Regions from separate parts of the Mus musculus genome. Here regions 2, 3 and 4 are each linked to region 1. The links are chromatin loops, found by intact Hi-C in ENCODE. Cell type or tissue: heart. All regions are shown on one strand. Each heading gives the region's core, and the rest is flanking DNA. Links, peaks and the distances in the headings are about the cores only.

Region 1 (6,131 bases), core at 1,105-5,104:
TCCAATGGATGACTGTGAGCATCCACCTCACATCCAACTCTTTATTTCACAATGCTCCAACAATTCAAAGTTGCTGTGTGTGTCTGACACAGGTCATAGCACTGGAGATCAACAGGGAATAACTTACACTTGGTTAAAATCTAAAATAGTTTGGTTTTTTTAAATTTTTGTTTTTTTTTTGAGACAGGGTTTCTCTGTGTAGCCCTGGCTGTCTTGGAACTCACTCTGTAGACCAGGCTGGCTTCGATCTCAGAAATCTACCTGCCTCTGCCTCCCGAGTGCTGGGATTAAAGGCATGAGTCACCACTGCCCGGCCTGGCTAAAATCCATCATAGTTAACGTCCCAAATATTTAGCTGTACACTTGTATACATTGTATAACCCTCCCCCTGTTTTCTTTGTTTACACCTTTGGTTTTATTTATTTTCTTTTCTGGAAAACTTTAGGATTATTGTTTAAGATTCTTTTTCGTTTGTTGTCACACAGTAATATACATCATATGCGCTTCTGTGCACCCCGCTCCCAACACACATGACCAGGTTGACCAGGTAGTTACTGGGGTGTGACAATACCTCCCAGTGATGAAACCTCATTGCTCTTCTTTCGGGGATTCCCACCCGTCGGACCCCTCCCCCACCCTCCATCCCAGGTCCGCTCTTTAATTTTCTCCTCTTCATCATAGTCATCCTTTCCCTTTTTGTTCCATGTTCGACGATTTTCCTTTAACCGTTTTTGGACACCACCCCCTTCCGTTTTTCACCTGTCTCTTCTATTTATATGGGCTTGATTTATTGAAGCCCACCTGGGTTTACTAACTGGCGGGGATGGGGAACTGGGGACCCTGCTTCAGGTGTCCACTGGAACAAACAGGAGCCTTGCGTTTGCTCGCTCAGGGAGGCACTCCGTGGGAGGAAGGTCTAGGATTGTGGCCCTGAGTGGTCAGAAACTGAGTGTTTGCTCAGCTCCAGACAGGCCAGTGGGAGGTGTCAGGGAGAAGAGTGGAGCAGTGCCTGGATAAGGGTTGGCTCAGGTACAGCCCTTCATCTAACCTTTGTTGATAGCCTCACTTCTCCGTGCCTCTTTAAACCTTTAGTTTCACAAGTGACTGGGAAAAGTATAGTTTAAATAAGTCAAAGATTTGAGGGTGACAGAAAACTTTGAGTGGACCCAGTCCTGAGGTAAAGAATTTGGCCCTGCATGCATTTCTTCTAGGCTCCGCCCAGCAGTTACCTACCATCAGCCAGGTGTGAGCCTGGCTTGCAAAAGGACTGTTCGCCTTCCCTGTCTTCTCTTTTCTTCTTCCCCCTCCGCCTTCCTCTTCTTCCTCTCCTCTCTCTCCTCTTCCTCCTCCACTCCGTCTCTCTGCCCTCCCTCCATGTTCCTGCCTGGCTCCCACCCACCCTTTCTCTCTCTCTTTCTGTGCTCTGTCCCCTCGCTTTCTCTGCCTCCACTCAATTCTCACCCCCCTTCTCGTGCCCCAAATAAACTTCATTTTATACTAGACCAGGCGTATGGCTGGTACTGGGGGCGGGATCCTCAGCATGCCCCCCCCCCCCCCCCCCGATAAGATGCCACCTCATTACAAAACACCAGAAGGATCGAGAAATGAACAGGTCTCTCTCTCTCTCTCTCTCTCTCTCTCTCTCTCTCTCTCTCTCTCTCTCTTATATTTAAAACCTTACATTCCATTAATTTTTTTCCACCTTAACAAAATAACGAAATCATTTTTTTTTTTCGTTACCCATCCCTCCCCCTCCCCCCGAGTCAGGGTTCTCTGTGTAGCCCTGGCTATCCTGGAACTAACTGTAGAACAGGCTGGCCTCGAACTCAGAAATCTGCCTGCCTCTGCCTCCCAAGTGCTGGGATTAAAGGCGATCGCCACCACTGCCCGTCAAAATCTTTTTCCTCAGTGATCTTGGTTGGGAAGTAAGGTTCCGCGATTGACTGAAGAATGATGCCCCAGTCTTAAATAGTATGTAAATGCAAAGAGTGTTTTTAATCTGCAGAAGTCCAGCATGCTGGGGTCTCCCATTACCAAGATAAAGAGGCATCCTCACCCCCCAAGTGAGCTTGCAGGCCCAGTTTATAGCACATTAGGGGAATTCTGTGGAAGGCAGGCTTTGTCTACTTTATCTCTAGGCATTCCGAAACCATTACCAGGGCGTGGTGACTGCAAGCTGTTTCTGAGGAATCCCGGGGTTGGTGGGCTTTGTCTTACTTCAACTCTAAGGACATTCCATTCCCCTGGTGTGGAGGCTGGAAACTGCTGGCCCTTTGTCCTTGCTGAAGGTCAGGTGATGGGGCAGTTTCTGATTAGCAGTCTGGAGCCAGGGTTTTTAGGGCTGGAATCAGCCTAGCTTTCTCAGAGGTTTGATCGACAAGAAACAGGGCTCACCTGGAGCAGCAGAGCACTGTCCCGAGGATTAGGCTTGCTGGGGGCTCCAGATGCTGTCCCCCTCAAGCCCCTGAGCAGCACCTGGAACCAGGAGCATGTCCTTCTAATTTGAATAAGGGAAAGAGATGTCTTAGTACCTTCTGGCTGGCCAGCTAGTCCCAGGAAGCCCTCTTGTCTCTGCCTCCCCAGTACTAAGATTGTAGCCATGTGCCCAAGACTACATATTTGCTTGTTCATTCATTCATGTATTCATTTATTCATTTTTCTTTTTGTGTGAGTGGTGGGATTGAGTCAGGTCCTCGTGGTTGTGTGGTTAACACTTTATTAGCTAATCCACCTCCCCCAACCCTAGCGTCTTTTCATCCTATCATCGGAGAGAACCACTGCCTCATGAGGCTGGAGGCTCCCCAAGACCTCTGACAATTCCTAATTTCTGCTTGCAACCCAACCTCACCTTGCCAGGGCAAGTTGCCCTCTAGGTTTACGCTCATTCCAAAGTTCTGCTGTGTTGGGATGGAAACCTGGATCCCAAGGAGAGTCATCAAATCCCCGTACAGGGCTGGACTCGAGCACAGCTTCTGAAGTGACACCAGTTTACAGGGTGATGGAGTCCAGGCGGGGTCTTCTTGCTCTGTGTGGACTCTCATGTGACTCTCTGCTGCCTCCCTGTGGTCAGTAGTGGGGAAGGTCGTCCATGTGCTGTGCTAACCCAGTTTCAGAACTGGAGTGTCACAAACCATCACAGATCCTACTTTTGAGTGTGAAATGGACAGGTTAGGCACAGAGAACAGATGTTTGGACCCACCTGCCTTATAATGATAGTTATACTGGATATATATCTATATATCAATATCTATATGCATATATATATGTATGTATATATATATATATATATATATATATATATGTATATATATATATATGTATATGTCTTACCTGAAGACTCACCTGAGGGTTTCTGGGCTTCACTCCCACAGTATCTGAATCAGGAAGGCTGTGTTGGGCTTAAGAAGTGACATTTTATAGACGTTCCAGGTGGTGGTGATGCTGACCCAAGATCCCCCCCCCCCCCCACACACACACACCTCCACCCTTGTCTTGTGTCTCAGGGGACTGGCCCGTGTCACCATCTCTAAAGTCTCTCAGTTGTGCTTTGGCACTCTCCCTCTCACAAGAAAATACCTACAATGTGTGTAAGGGGCTTGCCATTGAAATGGTTCTTTTCCTTTCAAAGGTTCGCACTAGTCAGTGTGAAAAGTGTACCATTGCATCTTCACACATGCATGTCATTGGACTCTGTTCTCATTTATCTCCTTCCATTGCCTGCACATGTTCCCCCAACCTAGTGCTTTTCCCTCCCAGTTAGCGTCCCGGTCTACTTTAGCACCTCTCTAGGCTCTCTCCTCCTGTCTCATGATACATCCTGCCCTGACTAGTTCTTTGTCAGCTTGACAGAGGCTAGAGTTATGGGGAAGAGAACCTCAATTGAGAAAATTCCTCCATTAGATTGTCCATGGACAAGACTGTGAGGGGTTTTCTTTTTTCTGACTGACTGATTGATTGATTGATTTAGACTTGGTTTCTCTGTGTAGCTCTGGCTGTCCTGGAACTCACTCTTTAGACCAGGCTGGCCTCAAAATCAAGAGTTCTGCCTGCCTTTGCCTCCTGAGTTCTAGGATTAAGGGTGTGCACCACCACCATCCAGCATTCTTGCAGTTCTTTGTATATTTGGATACTTGTCCCCTGCCAGGTTGCTTCCCTTCCTGTGAGCTGTCTCTTCATTCTGATGATGTTGTTCTTTGTGGTGCAGATGCTTAAAGTCAACTGGAATGAGCCTGGCTCTCTTCTTGAAAAAGCATGAGCAAGACCCAATCTGTTGGGAGCTATTAAGACAACACAATTGTCCTGATCTCTGAATTGGGCCTCCCTCCCACCCCCCCCCCCCCCCGAGAAGAAAAGGGGGTCAAAAGCAGGCCACCGACACATTGCTCCGAGAACAACCACAGATTGTTCCAGCCCAAAGTCAGCTCCGGATGTTCTGACCACACCCTGATACCACCAAGTTCCTGCTTCCCCATGTAGTCGCCAAAAGAAAAAATTTCCCGCTGCCCCATCTCTCCTGCTGAGAAGTACTTCCTCTTTTTCTGCTGCCCCATTCCTCCTGCTGAGAAGTACTTCCCCTTTTGCTTGTGCATTTAAGCCTTGAGCCTTGCTAATACAGTGACACCTTGATGCTATTCAGAATAGTTCCATGTAGTTCCTCACACTTGGTGTCTGTCTTTTCTCTCCCCCCATTTGGTTCATAGGAGAAGGTCCCCTCAAGACCCTCGAATAACTGGACCTGCTGGACGGGTCACCAATCCTTCACTAGTGTTGCTTCTTGACTCGAGAAAGTTCAAAAAGTAGGGAATTTAAAGGCTGGGGTCAGGGGAAGTAGGATAGGCGTGCCCTCTCTGTTGTGGAAAGACGCAGCTCTCAGGAAGGCTTGCTGAGTCATGTAATTAATACATGACTCCTAGATTATAGTTTATCTTTCCCTGGATTTCCGACTCCATTGACAGCTAAGGTAAATGTAGCTTGAGAGCTAGAAAACAGACCTCGCTCCTTACCCTGAGGTAATCCACCACTGTGTTTGCTGATTAATAAATTTGTTTACTAGCTAAGACTGCCAGATTTCTTATCAAAGACAGACAGGTTTTCCTTGCTCACGGCTTCACAATAAACGATGCACAAGTTCAGATATAAGCTTCCACAGATGTAATCTGTTACTTCCTTACCTAAACTCAGTGACTAAATGCTTCATATTTCCTCTTCTTGCTATGCCACTGGCCTAACCTAGTTCTTATAAGTTAGCCTAACTCTAATATTCCACTCTATGATCCAACTGTGCGATCACAAGCCCAAACATAAGTTTCCTTTGATTGCCTTTTAACTATAGACTTGAGGTATTTCTCACAATAAACTATATCATCAACTATATTCACAAGGTCAAGGTTTCAAATGTCCTTTGTCTCTCAAATGTAAACTTAAAATTGTTTCTCATTTTGCTAAATTTATATATATATCCAGTTTCTTAGACAGAAGGAAAAAAGCCTTCTTGCTTCTTCTGCTCCATGAAAGGTTTATGTCTTCCCTAAGCTCATCTGAAAGACTGTTCATGCTGTTAACAAATTTATCGCTTTTGTAAATGTATAAGCTCCAGGAAACCCACTCAGATCCACCTCTCATGGACCAAATGGACTCCTCCCAGTTAAGTACACCTTCCTGTTCCAGAGGATGGGATTCCTGTCCTGGGCCCTCGAATCCCCCAACACCCCCAGACCTAAGGGTTTCAAATGTACACCTAAAAAATTTTCTCCCAAACGTACTTAACTTTATTCTCTACCTATAATGTGTGTGTGTGTGTGTGTGTGTGTGTGTGTTTCAGCATCTTGTCAAGTCCAGACGTTTGCTACATCCAGGATAGCTCCAGAGAAGCAACCCACAGATGCTCCAATCTTTTGCATAGACACAGACGCTTCGACAGGACCTGCTCCTTCCTGTCTGTCCACAGACCACAGATAGTTCTATAGGCCCTGGACAGCAAGAAAAAGGTCCCGAGACTCTCCTGAGACTGGACCCACATCCCCATACCCATTTTCCTAGGTTTCCCAGAGACATGTCATCCCAGAGTCATCGGGAAGTAACTAATGATCATGATGACCCTATTCCTGCCCCACCATCACCTCTTTCTAATT
Region 2 (6,131 bases), core at 711-4,710, 320 kb before region 1:
ACCCCAAGATGGAAAGTTTCCATTCAAAAGAAAATGCCACACAACAGAAGGAAAGACCCAGACCCTAGTCTGTCAAGGCTAACTCTAAACTCTGAGAAGAGAATTTAACTGTTTCACTTTAAGCCACCATTAATTAGGGTTTGTGTGACAGTGCAGCTGCCTCTGGTCCTGACTGAGAGATCACCTGGCCAGAAGGTGAACTAAAGGGCCCATTGGTTTTATCTTTAGAACATCAGAGAGCAGTGCTGATCCTCGAGGAGACTGTCAGTCGAATTTTAAGAATAAGAGCAGGCTGGGGATATAGACTGCTTGGGTAAAGTACCTGCTGACAGGGAGAGTAAGAAGTAAGGAGGGTATGGTGACACAGCAGTTGTAATCCCTGCACAGGAGGAGGTGGAGACAGGATCATCAGACCGCAAGGTCACTCAGCCACTTAGCAAGTTGGAGACCAGCCCAGAATACCTGAGATCTGTCTCTAAAAGAACAAAGCATCCCCATGCCAAGCCAAAACAACCGCCCTCACACAAATCACACAAACAGATACCCCAAACAATCAAAGGAGAAGGTCTTAAAAGGAAACACCAGTGGAGGTCGCTTCTCCGACAACTGAAGAAAAGGAGTAGTCTGTAGGCTGGAAAACTACTTAAAGAGCAAGGGCTAAGCATAGTAAAGAGAGGCCAGATCCTGACAGGGAGCAGTAGAGCAGGGCAGGCCTGGCAGCAGGACCTGGGGCCCCACTTGGCTTTGGTGTCTACACAGGTTGAGCAAACTTGACTTCTTTTTTACTTTTCTGTTTCTCTAGGACTGATTGGTTACTTTGTTCTCTATCTCTGTGTCTCCATCTCCGTCTCCCTCCCCCCCCTCCCCCCCCCCCCCCCCCCGTGTGTGTGTGTGTGTGTGTGTGTGTGTGTGTGTGTGTGTGTGTGTGTGTGTGAGAGAGAGAGAGAGAGTTTAAGTGCCATTATACTTCTACTTACATGGGTTCTAAGGACCAGAGTTTAAGCAATAGTCTGATGTCTGCTAGAGAAGCCCAAAATGGGCTGAGTGGTGGAAATGGCTCACAACAGCGTAGCAAGCTGGACACAGCCAATAGTGGTCCAAAAGCGTGAAGGGATATTTTCAGAAATAAACCATTATAAATTTTTTTGTTTCTTTGTTTTTTGTTTGTTCGTTTTTTTTTTTTTGTTGTTTTTTTGGGGGGGTTTGGTTGGGTTTTTTTTTGTTTGTTTGTTTTGTTTTTTTGTTTTTTGTTTTTTGATTTTTGGCTTTTGGTTTTTCTGTATAGCCCTGGCTGTCCTGGAATTCACTTTGTAGACCAGGCTGGCCTTGAACTCAGAAATCCACCTGCCTCTGCCTCCCGAGTGCTAGAATTAAAGGCATGCGCCACCACGCCCGGCTTCCATTATAAGTTTTAAGTTGCTTGCCGTTCGAGTAGTTCTGGGTAGTACATTTAGAATCTCACAGCATCTGAACCACCTCTCGGGCATGAATTGGCCTGGAGGCAGGGTCTGCCCCTCCTGTTAGCTGACTCCATTTTCAGATTGATAGGCGCATTGTCATAGTGCCAAGGTCCCCGCAACTCTCACTTTCCTTGACCTCATCCTCAGAGAACAAGAGCGGATTGTAGTGGGTTGGGCTGTGCCAAGGAGAAGCCACGCAGGGCTTCTTCTAAGTAGAGAGACGGTAGACATTTTGAGAGAGAGCCCACACTCACAAAATGTTTATTAGGTTATATTATTATAATTGTCTTACTTATTATGAGTTGATTTGTTAATTCTTTCTGGGCATAACAATACTTTATTATTATTAATTTTAGAGTCAGGATTTCCGGTACCTCAGGTGGCCTCAAACTCACTGTGCAGCAGAAGATGACCTTGAACTTCTGACCCTCCCACCTCTAGCTCCTGAGCGATTACAAGCATATGTTGGTACACTGGGTCTTAGGCCATGCTGGAGATGAGCCCAGGGCTAGGTGGAGTTTACCAACTGAGCTAGCCCCAGCTATCTCAGCCTACTTTATAAGCCAAAGCTTATTCATGCTAGGCAAGAGCACTGTCTGGAAGCAGGTGTACCTTAGGGCCCAGATGATCTGCAAGTGTGCACCGCTCCCCCCCCCCCTTCCCCCCATAATGTTCAAGGTTCAAGGAACTTTTTGCTCTCAGGCAAGGGGTGCCACGGCACCAAGTGGCCAGAGCTGATAGGCTCTGGAGCATCAGTCCCTGCCTTCCTGAGGCCACAGAGGCACCCTGTGTGCCAAACTCCACTCTTGATGGGAGCTGCCGGTTGGGGACAAAAAGACAGATTAAATGAAGACCCAAGGAATATGAACCAAAAGAAGGAAGACAAGTTTAATAGATTCCACTCCTCCCCCCCCCCATCTCCGGCACCCCACTAATATTGATCAAGTCAGCAAGTGCAATATCCTGTCTCTGCTCTTTGCTTTTACTCTCAGGAGATAGAGTCTCACTAAGTTGTTAAGACCATCCTCGACCTCCAAATCCTCCTGTCTAGGCTGGGCTTACAGGCCTGCTCCACAGCCACCAGCCTGGCTGACCTGGGTGATTTTAATGGGAATGATCTCAATGAAAAAGTTTACCCCCATGGTGAGTGCAGACAGAGGCTTTGGAACAGGCTGGGCGGCTCGGGAATGAGGAGCAGCTGCCAGCATCTCCCAGGAGGGGGCAGCAACGCCACATGCAAACAGGACCATGACTTCTCTAGGAGGGAGGGTCCCAGAAGAGGAGGGTGGAGCTGGGGAAGTCCTGTCTGTGGCCTCAGCACCTCTCACTCGACCTGCTAGCATCCTTTCTCACCGGCCAGAGTGTATCCCTCCGGAGGACTGCAGGAATTCAGTTTATTACTGTCCCTATGGTCCCCAAAGCTCCAGGGAAGTTGGCTGGGTTGATAGAGGCACAAAGGATCCATGGGAGTCTTTTGCTTGGTTAATCTGGCCTCTTCTGAGCAGTTAAATGCTGAGCAGGTGGTTAAACCTTGGTTGTTTGAGAACCTCCCCCGCCCCCCCCCCCCAACAAAGGGTCCTTCTCCTCTGGAAGCCACCATGCAGTGGGTTATTTGATTTCAGGATGGGCGTGAACTGAGTTCCGAGGAGAAGGAGGAGGAGAAGGAGGAGGAGGAGGAGGAGGAGGAGGAGGAGGAGGAAGAGGAGGAGGAGGAGGAGGAGAAGGAGAAGAAGAAGAAGAAGAAGAAGAAGAAGAAGAAGAAGAAGAAGAAGAAGAAGAAGAAGAAGAAGAAGAAGAAGAAGAAAAGAGCCACACCTATGTTAAAGAGTCCACTGGGCTGATGAACTGATTAAAATGTAACGATTACGAAGAGTTGGAATGCTGTCGATCCAGGCTCCTCTTTGGTTATCTTTGGTCTGCTTAATAGCCTCTTATCATTCCTATCTTTAGTAACATCCTTCCTGTGATCAGGTAAATCCTGCTGGAATACAGGAACCAGAGCTTAACCTTCACCCACCTCCAAACCAAGAATGCTACCAGACAGTGCCTGAGTCCCTAATCCTGTCCTTAGCTATAAAGTTCTCCAAACTGTCTCCACCTTGGGATGCATTATTCTGGGACAAGGGGAACCTGTGTTCCCAGTCCATGGTCACTCGTATTTGAATCATATAAGAATCAATTATCTTCTTCCCTTTGGAGTGGGAGGAACATTTCGTATAGACAGCTGACTCCATTTTCAGATTGATAGGCGCATTGTCATAGTGCCAAGGTCCTCGCAACTCTCACTTTCCTTGACCTCATCCTCAGAGAACAAGAGCGGATTGTAGTGGGTTGGGCTGTGCCAAGGAGAAGCCACGCAGGGCTTCTTCTAAGTAGAGAGACGGTAGACATTTTGAGAGAGAGCCCACACTCACAAAATGTTTATTAGGTTATATTATTATAATTGTCTTACTTTATTATGAGTTGATTTGTTAATTCTTTCTGGGCATAAACAATACTTTATTATTATTATTATTAATTTTAGTGTAAGGTGTGTGTGTGTGTGTGCCTGTGGTGTTTGTATGGTGTGTGTATGTGTGTGTATGTGTATGGTGTTTGTGTGAGGTGTGTGTGAGGTGTGTGTGTGTGTGTGTGTGTGTGTGTGTGTGTGTGTTGGGTAGGGTAATTTGGCTACAGAGGAAGATGGAATAGAGCACTGAGCTCTAGATGAGCATGAAGCAGTCCTGTGAGGGGATCTTGAACATGTGCTTAGTTGAAGGAAGAACGAGGAGTCTGTTGGTCCACCCCGTGAGCATTTCCTTAGGGCCTACTGGGCACGTTTCTTCCTCCCTGTGAGAGGCCAAAGTCCCTTAGAAGGAGACACTCCATCATTCTGAAGTGGAAAGACTGGGTCGGAGAATGTGTAGGCCGCAGAGGGAGAGGATGAGTGGTGAGGACAGGTCTCACTGGTGTGAGATGAGAAAGGCCTTCCTGAGATGGGAGAGCTAGTGGGGGCATGGCTGCTATTTCTGTGTTGCACGGGTTACAAATCTCTTCTTGGCCTGGAAGCCTTCAAGTCGGGGAGATGTCTCATGAGCCAGCCGTCCTCTCTTGGTGACTCAGCCTCCACTGGGCTCTAAAACTCTTCTGTGTATGTGCACTGGCTTTGCCGGCTGAAAAATCTACCTCTTAAATTGGTTCAAAGGTTGCCTTGTCTTACAACAGCAAGCCTGTGGTGGGCCTAGGATCTATTTTCGGGGAGAAGCCACACGCCAGTGGATTACTTCCAGGCTGACCCCTTCGGCTCCAGGTCTGTGCTGACAGCTTCCTGGGTTCCCCTGGAGCCGTTTGTGAAAGACTTCTAGATACCCATCTGCCTTTAGGGAAGAATGACTGGAGAGCCACGGGGTGGGGGTGGGGGCAAGGGAGAGGCCAACCCATCCCCTGTGCACAGGCTCTCAAATTGGTTGCAGGGAGAATTCCAAGGGAGAGCCTTGGACAATGTTCACCCCTGCCTGCATTTCTAAGGAGGATCATGTGGGGGCTGGCAAGTTGACTCATCCCTGATAGCCCATAGCAAGCCTGAAAATCTGAGTTTGATCCTCAGGACCCACAGAAATTGGAGGGAGAGAACTGACTCTTGCAAGCTGTCCTCCGACCTCCATACCCACCTAATCACAACACACGCACACACAATAGAGAAATCTGAAATTCGGGTTAATCAGAGAGCACCCCCCACAACCCCCAGGGGATGGGAGATGGGATTTTTTTCCAATTCTTCCTCCTCTTTTCACCTGTGTTCTTTGCAAACTGCAGGAGGGCAAAGCCATTGGGAGAGGACACAGAGGTCAGGGGCAGGAAGGGACAGTCACCAAGGAAGTCACAAAGTTTGCCATGTCTGTGTACCTGGAAATCTCAAAGAAAAAGAAAAGGGTAGAGCCGGGTTGCAACTGGCTTAGGAATCTGTATTTTTCTCACTTCTGGAATCTGATGAGGACTGGAAGATGAGTACTGGAAGATGAGGACTGGAAGATGAGGACTGGAAGATGAGGACTGGAAGATGAGGACTGGAAGATGAGGACTGGAAGATGAGGACTGGAAGATGAGGACCGGAAGAGAAAAACCTGTCGTGCTTTCGAAACTGGATTCCTCTTCCTCCACTTGTAGCTAAGAGCTAACTCTCAGCTTTCCTTTGTCTCTTGCTGCTCTGGTGGGCCCCAGCTCTTAGTCCTGTTTGCTCATTTCCCAAAATGTCAGCAGCCTTGTTCCTTTAAAATGGCAGGGCTTGAAGACGGGGTGTCTTCCTGCTGCACCACACAAGGCTCTAGCCTACAGCCTCACGTCCCTCTCTGCACCTTCAGGGGAAACCCCATCCATTCCTCTGTCACAGGTGACCTCCTGTCTCACCACCACCAGCCCTGCCTCATGTGTCCCCGCCTCTCCCCCACCCCCACCCCTGCCCCTGCTCTGTCACCTGCCCTTGCCTGGGGTCACAGCAGTAGCAGCTTGTGTTCGGAAGCCTTTCCAAAACCTACCAAGTTGAGTGTGGACATCTCCCTGAAATGATGTCCTGTTCCATTTGGGGTCCCTCAAGTCCTGCCTTGTATTAAGAGATAGATAAATATAATCTTCTCTCTCTGAGGGGAACACTCACTCACCTGTATGTATGTAAAGACTCTGTGGGGCCCTGGG
Region 3 (6,131 bases), core at 825-4,824, 73 kb before region 1:
TGTGTACTGCTTTGGTTTTTTTTGTTTGTTTGTTTGTTTTGTTTTTTGTCCATACCACAGACTCAAATTAATGATCTATAGGGAAATTCATCTTTAGGAAAGATTGCTCACTGGTAATTTCCTCATCATTAGTTGTAAAATAGGGAATTATGCTTTCATTGTATTTACCTGCCAGGCACATTGTAACTGTTTTACCGGTGAAATTATAAATTAAAGGTCTAATAAAACAAGATGTGAGTGATTTGTAAATAGTAAAATATAGAGCTATTTTACTTAGTTTCCTTGATATCCATCCCTCCATGCACAAAGCTCACGATATACTTTCTGTTGCATCCTGTGGTTGTGGGTCATGTTTTAAGAATGGAGTAGTGTGTTAGTGCGTTTAGTACTTAGGTCCGCAACCCTTAAGATAGGGCTTTGACATTTTGAGCAGGCATATTTTGTAAATTACCAATCCACCAGGGGTGTTGTCATTGAGTCACCCCCAACTTGGGTTTAATTCTTGCTGCTCATGGATCTGCTTGGACACCCACAATAATAAAGGAATGTTGACTGCCTAGCTGCTACTATCTTTCAGATGCTCTGTTGGCAGTTCTGGGTGCCTCTTAGAGTCTGGCCTTACATCATGATGTTGCTTATGCCTCATTAGGCCTGCTGCTGCTTTGGTGAATGAAATGATAGTCTAATGGTCTGAAAAATGTATTTTTCAAGCATACATAAGAGATCTATGGGGATGGGGGAAGTATAAGTGGCAGTAATTGTTTATCTATGTAAATATTTGTGTAAATTTGTTAGGTTGACGAAATGCACAGAGGTCCACACAGCATCTGTTCAGTCAGATTGGCGAGCTCTCAGGCAGTATTCGGTATAGTTAAACTATTTTAAGCTTACATATAAAAAGAAAAGACAAACCGTTTCTTATGCATTCTAAGTTTCAAGGCATGAAACTGTCTGAATCGGATCTACGTGAGATAGAATACATTAACACTAGAAAAATCACTAATAAGATCCCTATATTCCTATAGTATGTTTTGTTGGCACTAGAGCTAATTTGCATTGTTAACTAGATGATGGTCTAAATTGCTAAAATAGTTTCTCATAAAAGTCTCCTATGAAAGTATTACTTTCTGAACGTGTTAGAGAGTATAATAGAAACAGACTGCATTATGAAGTGTGGAGCTGGTGTTATAGGGCCTTGTAAAATAGCAGATATACTAGCTTCAGGCTGGTTTGCATTAGAAGAAAGGCATTATCCTCCTTTTCTGCAAGCTCATGAAGGTTGTATGCAGGCATATTTATTCAAATCCTATTTTTGGTTCTAGGTGTGAGAATAGTTTCCATGCCAAAAAACCAGTTATTCTGTACCAAGTTCCTAATCCTTAAGCCAGTTGAAGTAAGGAGAAACGTGGAGGTCCCAAGACATGACAAGTAACTAGGGAAATGAAGCAAGGTTCTTCCCTTAATATATTTCATTAACAGGTGTAGGAAAGAGACAGTTCAGATTGAGTACTTCAAGGTAAAGAACCCCACTGTGACAGTCTCCTACAAGTGTCCAGCGTGCTGTGTTGGACATGATTTAGTGGGAAGTATGCAGATAATTACAGTTAAGAGAAATTGTGGTCAAGACTGAGATGCATGTCTATGTATAGTGTTGATAGGGACACTAGTGGCATTGATTGAGAGGTGTTTATATTAAAGATGGGTGGTAATAGGGAGTTTTAATTAAGCCAGAAGTGTAGTTTGGGCTCTTTGGGGAAACTTGTCAAGCCAAGTAAGGGATTCAAAGAGTTGGTGCAGATTTTAGTTGATCCTTGCAAGGCTGGTTGTAAACTGTAAAGACAGTTGGAATTGGTGGTGATGATAAGGAAAACATAAGGCAAAGCAGCCTTTTCTAAGGCAGTGTAGTTAGTATAGGGAACTGTGGAATCAGTGTGCTGTGTGTCACTAAAGAAGATCATAATGAACATGTTAAGCCTTTATTGTGTTGGTGTGAGTAGTAAATCCAGTAAGGAATAGAAAATACCTTGTTCAGTTTTGAAAGTAGATGTTTAAGAAATAGTTTAATTTTCCCCCTTTTGTAATGTGGGATTTTTCAGTTGAGAAGGAGATATGGAATGTCAAAATGTTAAGAAATATCAAAATATTCACTTATGCTTGTCTCTTGCTGTGACAGTTAACATTGTTCTGCAGGTGTAGATTTGTCTGTCTGTCTAATCTTTCTCTGACCTCCCAAAGGACTGGAGATGTTTTATATGTCTCTAATAACATAGTTCATCTCCCAGATTACCAGCTATATGAATGGCCATGCCTGAAAAAGATTTAATAATATGTAACACTTGCCACTAGGTGGCACTTGGTCTAAGTGATAAAGCCAGAATTCTACAGAGTCAATTTTCTACTTAAATGATACATGTATAAACTTACTCTTGGATTATATTCACCATTCTGCATTTCTGGACTGTACTGTTTGAAATGGAACATGAAACTTATCAAATAAAAAACCCTGAGTTAGTTAAAGTAGAAAATGGAACATAGAAATGGACTATGTTCCATAGATACAGCCTTTTGCAGGAGGCTTTTGTTGTTGTTGTTGTTGTTGGGTAGACTGTGGATTGCTTTAAAGGAGGAGAGTGAGCTAGCGTGTTTCTTGGAGAATTTGTTGGAAGGTGAAGAAGTGTGGTCTGCCCGAACATTGGGGTATGATTTTTTTTTTGACCCACCTCCTTACCCCAGTTCTGTATTCTCATCACTGTTTTAGTCTCTGTGTTGTTCAGCTATATGCCTCATGATGGTAACTGCATCCTGAGTTGTATACATTGTATATAGAACCCATTAGATTGACCCAGGGACTTAAGAACTGGAAAATATCTTACTAATTTCATGTTCCAAAATCCCCATTCATTTTTTTCAGCCACAGGCAGATTAGATAGTTAACTTGTGGTTAGGTTGAGAGGTTCATGACTGAGATCCTTCTCTTTGGGGTGTGTGTGTGTGTGTGTGTGTGTGTGTGTGTGTGTTTGTGTGGCGGGGTGAGGTATGTTTGTGCTTTCAATTTTTTTTTTTTTTTAATTCATGCCATTAGTGATCTTTTACTGTGTCAGGTCCTTTATGCAAGTGAGTTCTTTAGCCTTCAGGCCAAGTGGAGTGACACTGCCCGAACTGCTGTGCAGTTGTCCAGACTTCCGTTGCTGTCATCCTGTTTTTATTTTTGATTTTATTTTTATTTTTATTTTTTTGAAACAAGGTCTCAATGTGATGTCCAAGTTGGCCTTGAATTGATTATTTATCTCAGGCTGTCTCAGATTCGCTGCAGTCCACCTACCTGAGCCTCCCTCTTGCTAGCATTACAGTCCTGTACTACCATATCTTGTGTTTGTACTTGGAGACAGCAAATTACAATGTAGGTTTGGCTGCCTGTGAATTGCTACTGTAGCACAGACTGGTCTCTGACTTAGCCTCCTGCCTTAGTTTTTTCCCAAAAGCAGGTTTATAGTCATGAATCCCACATCCAACTGGAGGTCTTTCAGTCTTGATACTACTTAGGGTGCATTTTCTATTTCTGACTCTTAGGAGTATGGCCTCCTTACTGCATACCTTCTTACCCACTGAGGACTTAATTCCTCCCACCTCATTCCTCTCCCTAGAAGAAGATAGAAGGGCAGAGGGTGAAAGAGAGACTTTTGCACATGGAAAAACACTATAACTTTAAATTTTATGCTGAAAAGCTTACTGACTTATAAACATGATGGTGAACATGCACCCATTATCTGGTGTATATGCTAAGGCACTACTCTTAACTGTGGAGCTATTAAATCTTTTGTGTCTGTCATCTCTGCTTATGCAAATGTCAAGGAAGTGGATTAAATTCATTCTGGCATTCAAAAATAGTGGTGAGAGGATTTGGTAAATCACTTAACAATCTAATAATGACTGCCTTTTGACTAAATGGATTGCTGGTTCACTGATGTAGTTTACCGTTTTTGTCCCTTGCAAGGGTTATTTCATGAACATTGGCATCCATTCTTTAACTTGGTCTTCTCTATTATATTCAGTGTACATTTTGCACACAATTTAGTGACATGTCATTTATTTAAACATGTGGTTTCTTAGTTGTAACTCCTGGAAATTGTCAGTGGTAAATTAGGTAATTGTTAAATTACATAAGCACTCACTCTGTAGACCATGTTGGCTTGAACTCAGAGATTCACCTGCATCTGCCTTTTGAGTCTTGGGACTAAAGGTGTGGGCTGAATTTAAACCTAGATTTATCTGTTACTTGTGTCTTGGCTCTTTCCATAGTTACTTTGTGTAGCTGAACCTTTCTTTTTCTTTCAAGCTCCTGGCCTTGTGCCCTTGAGGCAAGCATTCTACAGATTACATACTTCTGTAAGTTTTTCTTTCTTTTTTTTTTTTTTTAAAGATTTATTTATTTATTTATTATATGTAAGTACACTGTAGCTGTCCTCAGACACTCCAGAAGAGGGCGTCAGATCTCGTTACGGATGGTTGTGAGCCACCATGTGGTTGCTGGGATTTGAACTCCTGACCTTCAGAAGAGCAGTCGGGTGCTCTTACCCATTGAGCCATCTCACCAGCCCGTAAGTTTTTCTTAAGGACTAATGTTATGTACGTGCTCTATTCTTTTGCTGATTGGAAAAATTTTACAAAAAATTAAAAATTAATATAAATATATCTTAGAGTGAGCCATTATAGTTTTATAACAAGAAATAACAATATTTGTGAGTGTATTCTTTTTTTAATAGATACAAGTATTAACATTTTATTTTATATTAAAAATGTCAGCAGATAGCCATCAATATTAAAAAGATAGGGGGCAGGCTGGATAGATGGTTCAGTCATTAAGACCACTTGTTATTGCTTTGGACCTGGGCTTGATTTCCAGCATCCATAGGTAGCTCACAAATATCTGTAAATTCAGTTCTGGAGGTCAGTGTTCCTTTTGGCCTTCATTTGCACCAGATACAAGTGACACACTGACATTCTTGTAGGCAAAACATCCAAACAGTGCAGTAAAATAGTAGTAAAAAGATCAGAGAATTGACAGAGTCCTCAATACAGTCCTTAGTTACAGGCGACATCTATCTCTGTCTCATGGAGAGTTGAAGGCCAGAGTATTTTAGCCTCACCCACTTCTGCCTGTTGGGTTGCATTTCCCGACCCTGTACTGTGACTGCCTTGTACTCGTCTTTCCATTTGAGTGCTTTCATGCTGCTTGTAGAGACAAGGAAGTTCTGGGTTTAAGTAAATTTGGTTAGAATTTAAGGAATGACCATAATTCTTTTCTATTTGATTGTTGTGAAAGTAAACCTTTCTGACTGGAGAGATGGCTCAGTAGTTAAGAGGACTACTCTTCCAGAGGTCCCAAGTTCAATTCCCAGTAACCACATGGTGGCTCACAACCATCTGTAACGGGATCCTGTGCCCTCCTCTGGTGTGTCTAAAGACAGTGACGGTGTACCCACAAACATAAAATAAATAATTAAAAGTAAACCTTTCTAGAAATGCATGTAAAGTTATCTTTGATCACATAGTGTTTATAATCAAAGAGTGCTGAAATAACAGTTTATATTTAAACTTTCTGTGGAAAAAAAAGCTCAAGATGTCAGTGTCAGGCACTCTAGACATGGCTGCTGCTTTAGGTAACGCTTTTCCACTCTGTGTTTTCAGTTTCATTCCCTCCCTCCCTCCAAATCCCGAAATAATTTTCTGCCTACAGACCAATTTCAGGTCTTGTAATTAATTATTAGTGTAGTTATAGGATGGCCTTGCGTAAGAGTGACTGACTTGCTTTGCAACTTAAATTTTCCTTCTTGGGAGACAGAGAAAGCAAGTTCTTGTGAGGACCAAACATTGCAAAGAGCCTGCGACATGAGGCTGGCTCTATGGAATCAGTCGCTCATGTCCACCTTTTCGCCTTTTATTTCAGCTGCAACAGCTGTTGCCCTCCCCTTTCAGCATGGTCTCTTTTATAGTCCCTGCTTATTAGGTGTCAAGATGCAGGGATGCGTGCATGTGTGTGGGCGCGTGCATGTGCACACGTGCGTGTTGATTGCTTTTATTGGCTACAATGTCTTCATATCCTTGACTGACTGCAGCAAATGCTACCACTT
Region 4 (6,131 bases), core at 660-4,659, 350 kb before region 1:
AGAAAAGGAAACAGGGGGACAGAAAGATCGGTAACTTATCCCGATATATAGCTAACAATAGAAACAGCGCTGAGCAGAACTAGCCGGATACTATAGCCTGAGCACAGAGCTCCTGCCTGCACACACCCACACCCACAGAGGTAGGGCTGTAGCCATTCATGATTCTCTAGTGCAGCAATCAAGACTTAGGCGACACCTCTTGGCCAAGGTCACTTAACTTGACAGATGGCAGAACAGGAGTTCCAGCCTAGACATCCTGTCTCCAAGTCCAGTCCCACGAGGCCCCCTTAACAGGCTCCTTTGACAGCAGATGGGGTTAGCAAATGGTTCTAGGGAAGTGGGGGAGAGTTTGGGGATAGTGTAATTGATCCTCTACCCCGTGGTGTCCTTACAAGGGATTTTGTGAGACAATGGCTTCCTCGCACCATTGACATAAGTTTTTCAGGAACTGCGATGAAGCTAGAACATATCCAGGCAATGCTGATGGAGAGGATGTGAGTCCAACCTCTTTGAGATTCCCACTCCCTTGTAGGTTTGCCCACTTCTAGGTCCTGTCCCAAACAACACAACCCTTCTTAATACTAATAGCACTCATTAGGGATGAATCTACCCCCCATTTCAAGTACCTTTTTGTACAGCCTTCTTTAACCTTCTCAACAGCTCAGAGAGTCAAGGGTAGCATTGTGACTTCTCTGTTTACATACCAAGAAAGACCCTGGGGCAGCTCCTTCCCCAGGGTCACTTAGGCTGTAGTTGAGGGAGCCTGCACAGCCTAAACTCTAGCCCTCTTCATGGATAACTGACAGAGAACTGATGGATCACCGCCCCCCACCCCCCGACTTTCTTAATGTATTGCTTGGTTTTCCAGGAAAAGCTAAGCACACCTGCTCTATGACACATTTTCCCTTAAAACCTTTAATCAGGAAGGGCAGGGAAGACCCCAGGGAGACATCAGGGACCCTCTGTGGGGACGGGGTCCAAGATGCTCTGGGGCAGAGGAAATAATTCAATCTTGAAAAGTCAAGGGACACTTGGTAAGTGGAGTGACAGCTCCCTGGCTCTTCAGGGCTGGCTAGGGATTCACCAGGCAGACAGACAGATGTTGGCACAAAGGATAGCAGTGGCTGATATGTATGGAGCTGGGAACCACATAGAAAGGGGGTCAGCCCAGAGTCAAAGCTGATGATGGGGTACCATGCTGAGAGAGCAGCTTTATTTTTGTGACTATGACATTTTAAAGTCCCAAGGATTCTTGAAATGATGTGGTCTTTAAACTCCACGAAGGATTTTACTGACACTGCAGTCCCCTTAGTAGCCCAGGAGCCTCACAAGCCTCGTCTCCCATCCCAGGCCTCCCTTCTGGCCTCACCTCCCAGCCTCTGGTCTTCATGGCAGGCCCTCCCTTCCTGTTCTTCTGAGAAAAGCCAAGCACCTGACTTAGGCTTTGACCTTGTCACTCCGCATACCTAGCTTCTCTTCTTACCCTTTAGCACAATTCCATCTCATGAGCTAGCTATGGTCATCAGAACTTTAGTACCGCTCTCGAGAAAGGTTTATTAAATGAATGAATGAAGTCCATTTTAAAAAAAATTCCAATTCGTTGAACGTGAGTGTACGGAGAGCTGTAAGCCATCATTGCACTGAATAATTAACTGGGACACACAGTTGCCTTTCGGCATCCCTGATCACTCTGTTATGCCTGAATTGCCTGCAGGTCACCAACAGAACCTCTAGTAAGGGTCTGGGCTGCAGTCAAGGTGAGGCAGCTTAGCAATTTGGCTCTTGTGCTCAAGGCTCCATCTAACAACCGTGCTCCTACAAACACGTCTCAGCACCAGAAAAGAAGCCGTGAAATTGCCTGAATTGAGAAGCTGACAGGAGAGCAAAAGGGCCCTGTCAAAACCCAACTTAGCTAAAAGACAAAAAGGCAATTCTGTCTAGCTACAGCAGCATGTTCCTAAGACTGGGAGAGGGGAGAAGGATGGCTTCCCTCCCTCCTCGTCCCCTCCCCTTCCCCTTACCTCCTCCCTTTCTTCTACGCTTCCCCCAAGCCTTCTTTGGCCCTCACTGTCTTCCTACATCCTTAATTGAAGGGTGAGTGAAATCACTTGTCTTCAGGAAAAGATATTCCTGACAAATTAGTGGTGGTCAAAATAGCAATAATGTCTCCCAAAAGCGCAAGCACCCTCTCTCTCTCTCTCTCTCTCTCTCTCTCTCTCTCTCTCTCTCTCTCTCTCTGGAAGTGGAGAGTCAGGATCAGCTCTTTTGATATTTGTGAATTCTCTCCCCTATCTCTTCAAGGCACTGGCCTCTTGTCTTTGTTCCCTGGCTCATTCAGCACAACAACAGCAACGTCTCCGGCAGAAAGTTCCTGCATTCTGCAATTTTATTCAGGACTTGGGTTTACGTCTCACGGTGTTAGTCCCTCAGGGTCAATGATACCATTAGCTGATTATGAAGAAGCCAAGATCCTCTTTATTGGGTGCAGCTCTACATGGCTTTGTTTTGTTTCCAGATTGGGTCTGATTGTGGGGTGGCTTAACAAACACAGGGGTGGAGCAGCTTAAGTCATTCATGGCCAGGATCCTGATGAAGAAATTAGGGCTTACTGAAGACAAAAACACCCAGCCTCTTCTCTATTACGAGGAGAAAAGAAAGCATGGCTCTAAATTTTAAATGCCAACCAACAACTGGTTTTGAAATTGTTATTTAGCTGCAGTGATGGTGGAGACCCTGGGAAGCAGATGTCTCACAGTTCATGAGAGAGATTTTTCAACCCTTAGGAAAGACTCAGGTAGCCCTGAGAAATTCTGAGGATGAAATTTGCACGCTGAATTTCCTAAAATTCGGTGTGTGCGGGTGGTGGATTTTAAATAGCTGGAGTGTTCAATTTGTAGAGCCCCTTGGGGGTTAGGTAATTGCCTGGCAGCTTGTGTGAGTTCTGCTGGCAATGGGCTCAGGAGATTTACTCCTTGAAGAATGCGAGGAGAAGTGATTTCCCAATATTTGCAAATTGGCAAGCTGTGACGTTTCTGAAAAAGCAGATGGAGTTTAGGGAGAGCCCAGAGCAGTGGCCGGAAATCCCTGCACGGAGGATGCTGTCGGAGTCAATTCTCCATGTGAGCAGTAGATGGCGCTAGCTGCCTTCCCTGGCAGAGCTGCAGCCTCTTTCCCCAGGTTCTTAGATGGCCCTGGAGATTCCATCTAAGAAGAGCCAGAATTGCTTCCCATAGGAAGCATGATTGGGGGAGTGCGAAAAGGGGCTTGTGGTGTGTTCACGACTTAATGACAACACGTAGACTGGTCAAAGGTTAATGCCTTTAAAACAGTGGTGAGCTGTTTTGTACTGTTGTTTCCCAGTTGCTTCTTGTGAGGAAGGGGTGGTCCTAGCACGGAAAGATCTCAGCAGCCAAGAGCACTGTAGAAATGTGATTTTTCAGCTTGGGTAAAGATATGGTTCTTTTTCCTTCCTAATAGCTGGGAGACTCAGAGCAACCAAGGGGCCCTAGGCATGGGGTCTATAGGCACAGGATGGGAAAGTCTGTACGGAAGCTCAGCAGAGCACTGCCCACCCCACCCCTGTGCGCAGTGAATGCTGTGTCAGAAGCCAGGCATCTTCTCCCAGATCTGAGCAGTGTCTCTATACACAAAGGGACATAAAGAATCGCCCCTAGGAAACCTTAAGTTCAGATGACGCTGTGCTGTTATCAATCATTCCTGATCCATCTCAGGACTACAGCTGCTCACACACTCTTTTAAAATGCCTTGAATTATGGGAGGGAAATGATAAAAGTAAGTTGTGTGTGTGTTTGAATAAGAATGTATTGTGTCTACACTATTGATTGGCAAGGGAGAGACTAACAGGTCAGTTTGTGTATGAGTGAGGAAAGCCTAGGCTTTGATTTCAGATAATTCTCCTACCATCAGCAGGAATATTGTCTGTATTTATAATTTATACATATGTTGTTTATTTAGTAAGGATCTAGGAAGAAAACTAGAAACGACTGTAGGTTTTTCTCCCTCCCTCCCTCCCTCCCTCCCTCCCTCCCTTCCTCTTGCTCGCTTCCTTTCTTTCTCTTTCTCTACCTCTCCCTCTCTCTTCTTTCTTCTTTCTTCCTTCCTTCCTTTCTTTTTCTTTCTTTCTTTCTTTCTTTCTTTCTTTCTTTCTTTCTTTCTTTCTCTCTCTCTCTCTCTCTTTCTCTCTCTCTTTCTTTTTTCTTTCTTTCTTTCTCTCTCTTTCTTTCTTCTCTCTCTCTCTCTCTCTCTCTCTCTCTCTCTCTCTCTCTCTCTCTCTCTTCCTTCCTTCCCTTGACAGGGTCTCTATATGTAGATTTGGGTGTCCTGCACATGATCTTGAACTCACAGATCCACCTGCTTCTACCTCCTAAGGTTGTGTGTACCACCACAGCTGGCCACTGCAGGTCTTTCAAATACAGGGCATTTTAATAGAGGGAGTTTGTTATACACAGGAGGGTGAGCTGAGAAGCTAAACGGAAGGAGGTGAAAGCACCCAAAAACATCAAGCATAGGAAACCACAGTTGTCCCTAAGGCAGGGGGACGATAGAAACACTGGTGCCTTAAGATGACCAGGCAAGGTAGTGCTTCTCAACCTTCCTATTGCTGTGCCTCTTTAATACAGTTCTTCATGTTGTAGTGACCCCTAACCATAAAGTTATTTTTATTGCTACTTCATAACTTTATTTTGCTACCGTTATGAATCGATCATAACGTTGAGAACTGCCGAGGTGAGGTTTATGGCTGGTGTAAAGTGAAAACTGCCCACATGATCTAAAGTCATGGCAGGATTTGATAGCTTGGGAGAGGCACAGAGACTGGGGGAGCATCCTGTTGTTCATTTTCTCCTACCCTTCGGTCTTCTACCATACTATCCCATTGCCTAAACCCACCCAGAAGCCAGAGGTAAGAAGACCTTGAGTGGAGTTCCCTGGGATATAGAGATAAGCAGAGGAAAAGCAGGGATGGACGGAATGAACCCACAGCAGACAGGGAGACTAGTGGTATGTTAAAGATCTTGCTGTTATCAAGAAATTTGGATGTGTGGTTGTTTATCTGTGTGTGTGTGTGTGTGTGTGTGCACTCGCATGTGTATACACACATGCACTTATTATAATGTTGAGGTGAAGAATGTGAACCAGCTGTGTAACATGGGCAGGCAACTGGGCTTCTTTGCATCTCTTTCTCTGTACATTTGGATTAATAATGAGTACCTCAAGGATTTGTGAGGGATCAATAAGGTCATCTTTGTCAAGAGCTTGGAGTGATGTCTAGTCCAAGGTAGCCAGAACTCTGGACTGTGTTCTTTAAATCTGTCCAGGCTGTCTTGTGTGTGGGTCTAGTTTGTTTTCTTTTTTTTTAAGATTTAGTTATTTATTTTATGTATATGAGTACACTGTAGCTATACAGATGGTTATGAGCCTTCAAATGGTTGTTGGGAATTGAATTTTAGGATCTCTGCTTGCTCCAGTCAACCCCACTCACTCAGTCCCTGCTCCCTCTGTCCCAAAGATTTATTTATTATTATACATAAATACACTGTAGCTGTACAGATGGTTGTGATCCACCATGTGGTTGCTGGGATTTGAACTCAGGACTTTCGGAAGAAGCAGTCAGTGTTCTTAACCCCTGAGGTATCTCTCCAACCCGTCTAGTCTGTTTTCTAACTGCACACAGGTTCCTGCCCTATTTGAGTCCCTGCCTTCAGTGACAAGCTACGAGGGGAAATGGACACCAGACAAACCCTTTCCTTTCTAACTTGATTTTGGTTGTTGTGTTTCATTATAGCAATGGTAACCCTAATACTCAAACTCACTGTTGTTTGGGATGGCTGAGTGGCAGGCATGTGTTGGATTTGTGTGACAGTGTGTGAAGTGGACTGACATTTAGGAGGTTTTCAGTGTCTTCAGTTTACTGTGATTGACTCTGTGTGTGTGTGTGTGTGTGTGTGTGTGTGTGTGTGTGTGTGTGTGTGTGTGTGTGTTATGCACACCACACATGTATATGCTCCACGGTCAGGGGGAGGGTGTCAGGTACCTACTATCAGTCTCTGCCTTATTTCTTATTTCAGAGAAAGTCTCTCACTGAACCTGGAGCTAGACTGGCAGCCAGCAAG

What was found. Peaks named below come from ENCODE experiments on the same cell type or tissue, not always from the same donor. Only the 100,000 strongest peaks of a DNase experiment are listed, where the experiment ranks them.
Region 2: a loop joins it to region 1, with 10 times the contacts of the local background. A loop is called at or near these places in 20 of 42 quality-filtered maps.
Region 3: it touches region 1 in a loop (5-fold over the local background); 3 of 42 quality-filtered maps call a loop at or near these places.
Region 4: it touches region 1 in a loop (9-fold over the local background); 14 of 42 quality-filtered maps call a loop at or near these places.

The regions. Positions count from the first base shown.
Region 1 is chr5:53,669,505-53,675,635 of GRCm38, forward strand. No RefSeq gene overlaps it. Among named protein-coding and RNA genes, the nearest start is that of Cckar, 35 kb to the right of the region's middle. In heart, for the core only: a CTCF peak has its summit at 3,057 (motif pointing left); a DNase peak (open chromatin) is centred at 3,017; H3K27ac peaks cover 464 bases.
Region 2 is chr5:53,352,559-53,358,689 of GRCm38, forward strand. No RefSeq gene overlaps it. Among named protein-coding and RNA genes, the nearest start is that of Gm40303, 88 kb to the left of the region's middle. In heart, for the core only: no CTCF peak of the experiment used is centred there; a DNase peak (open chromatin) is centred at 2,683.
Region 3 is chr5:53,596,365-53,602,495 of GRCm38, forward strand. All of the region lies in intron 1 of Rbpj (recombination signal binding protein for immunoglobulin kappa J region), which reads left to right. Among named protein-coding and RNA genes, the nearest start is that of Rbpj, 8.9 kb to the left of the region's middle. In heart, for the core only: a CTCF peak has its summit at 2,361 (motif pointing right); no DNase peak of the experiment used is centred there.
Region 4 is chr5:53,323,140-53,329,270 of GRCm38, forward strand. No RefSeq gene overlaps it. Among named protein-coding and RNA genes, the nearest start is that of Gm40303, 59 kb to the left of the region's middle. In heart, for the core only: a CTCF peak has its summit at 3,125 (motif pointing right); a DNase peak (open chromatin) is centred at 3,052; H3K27me3 peaks cover 1,347 bases.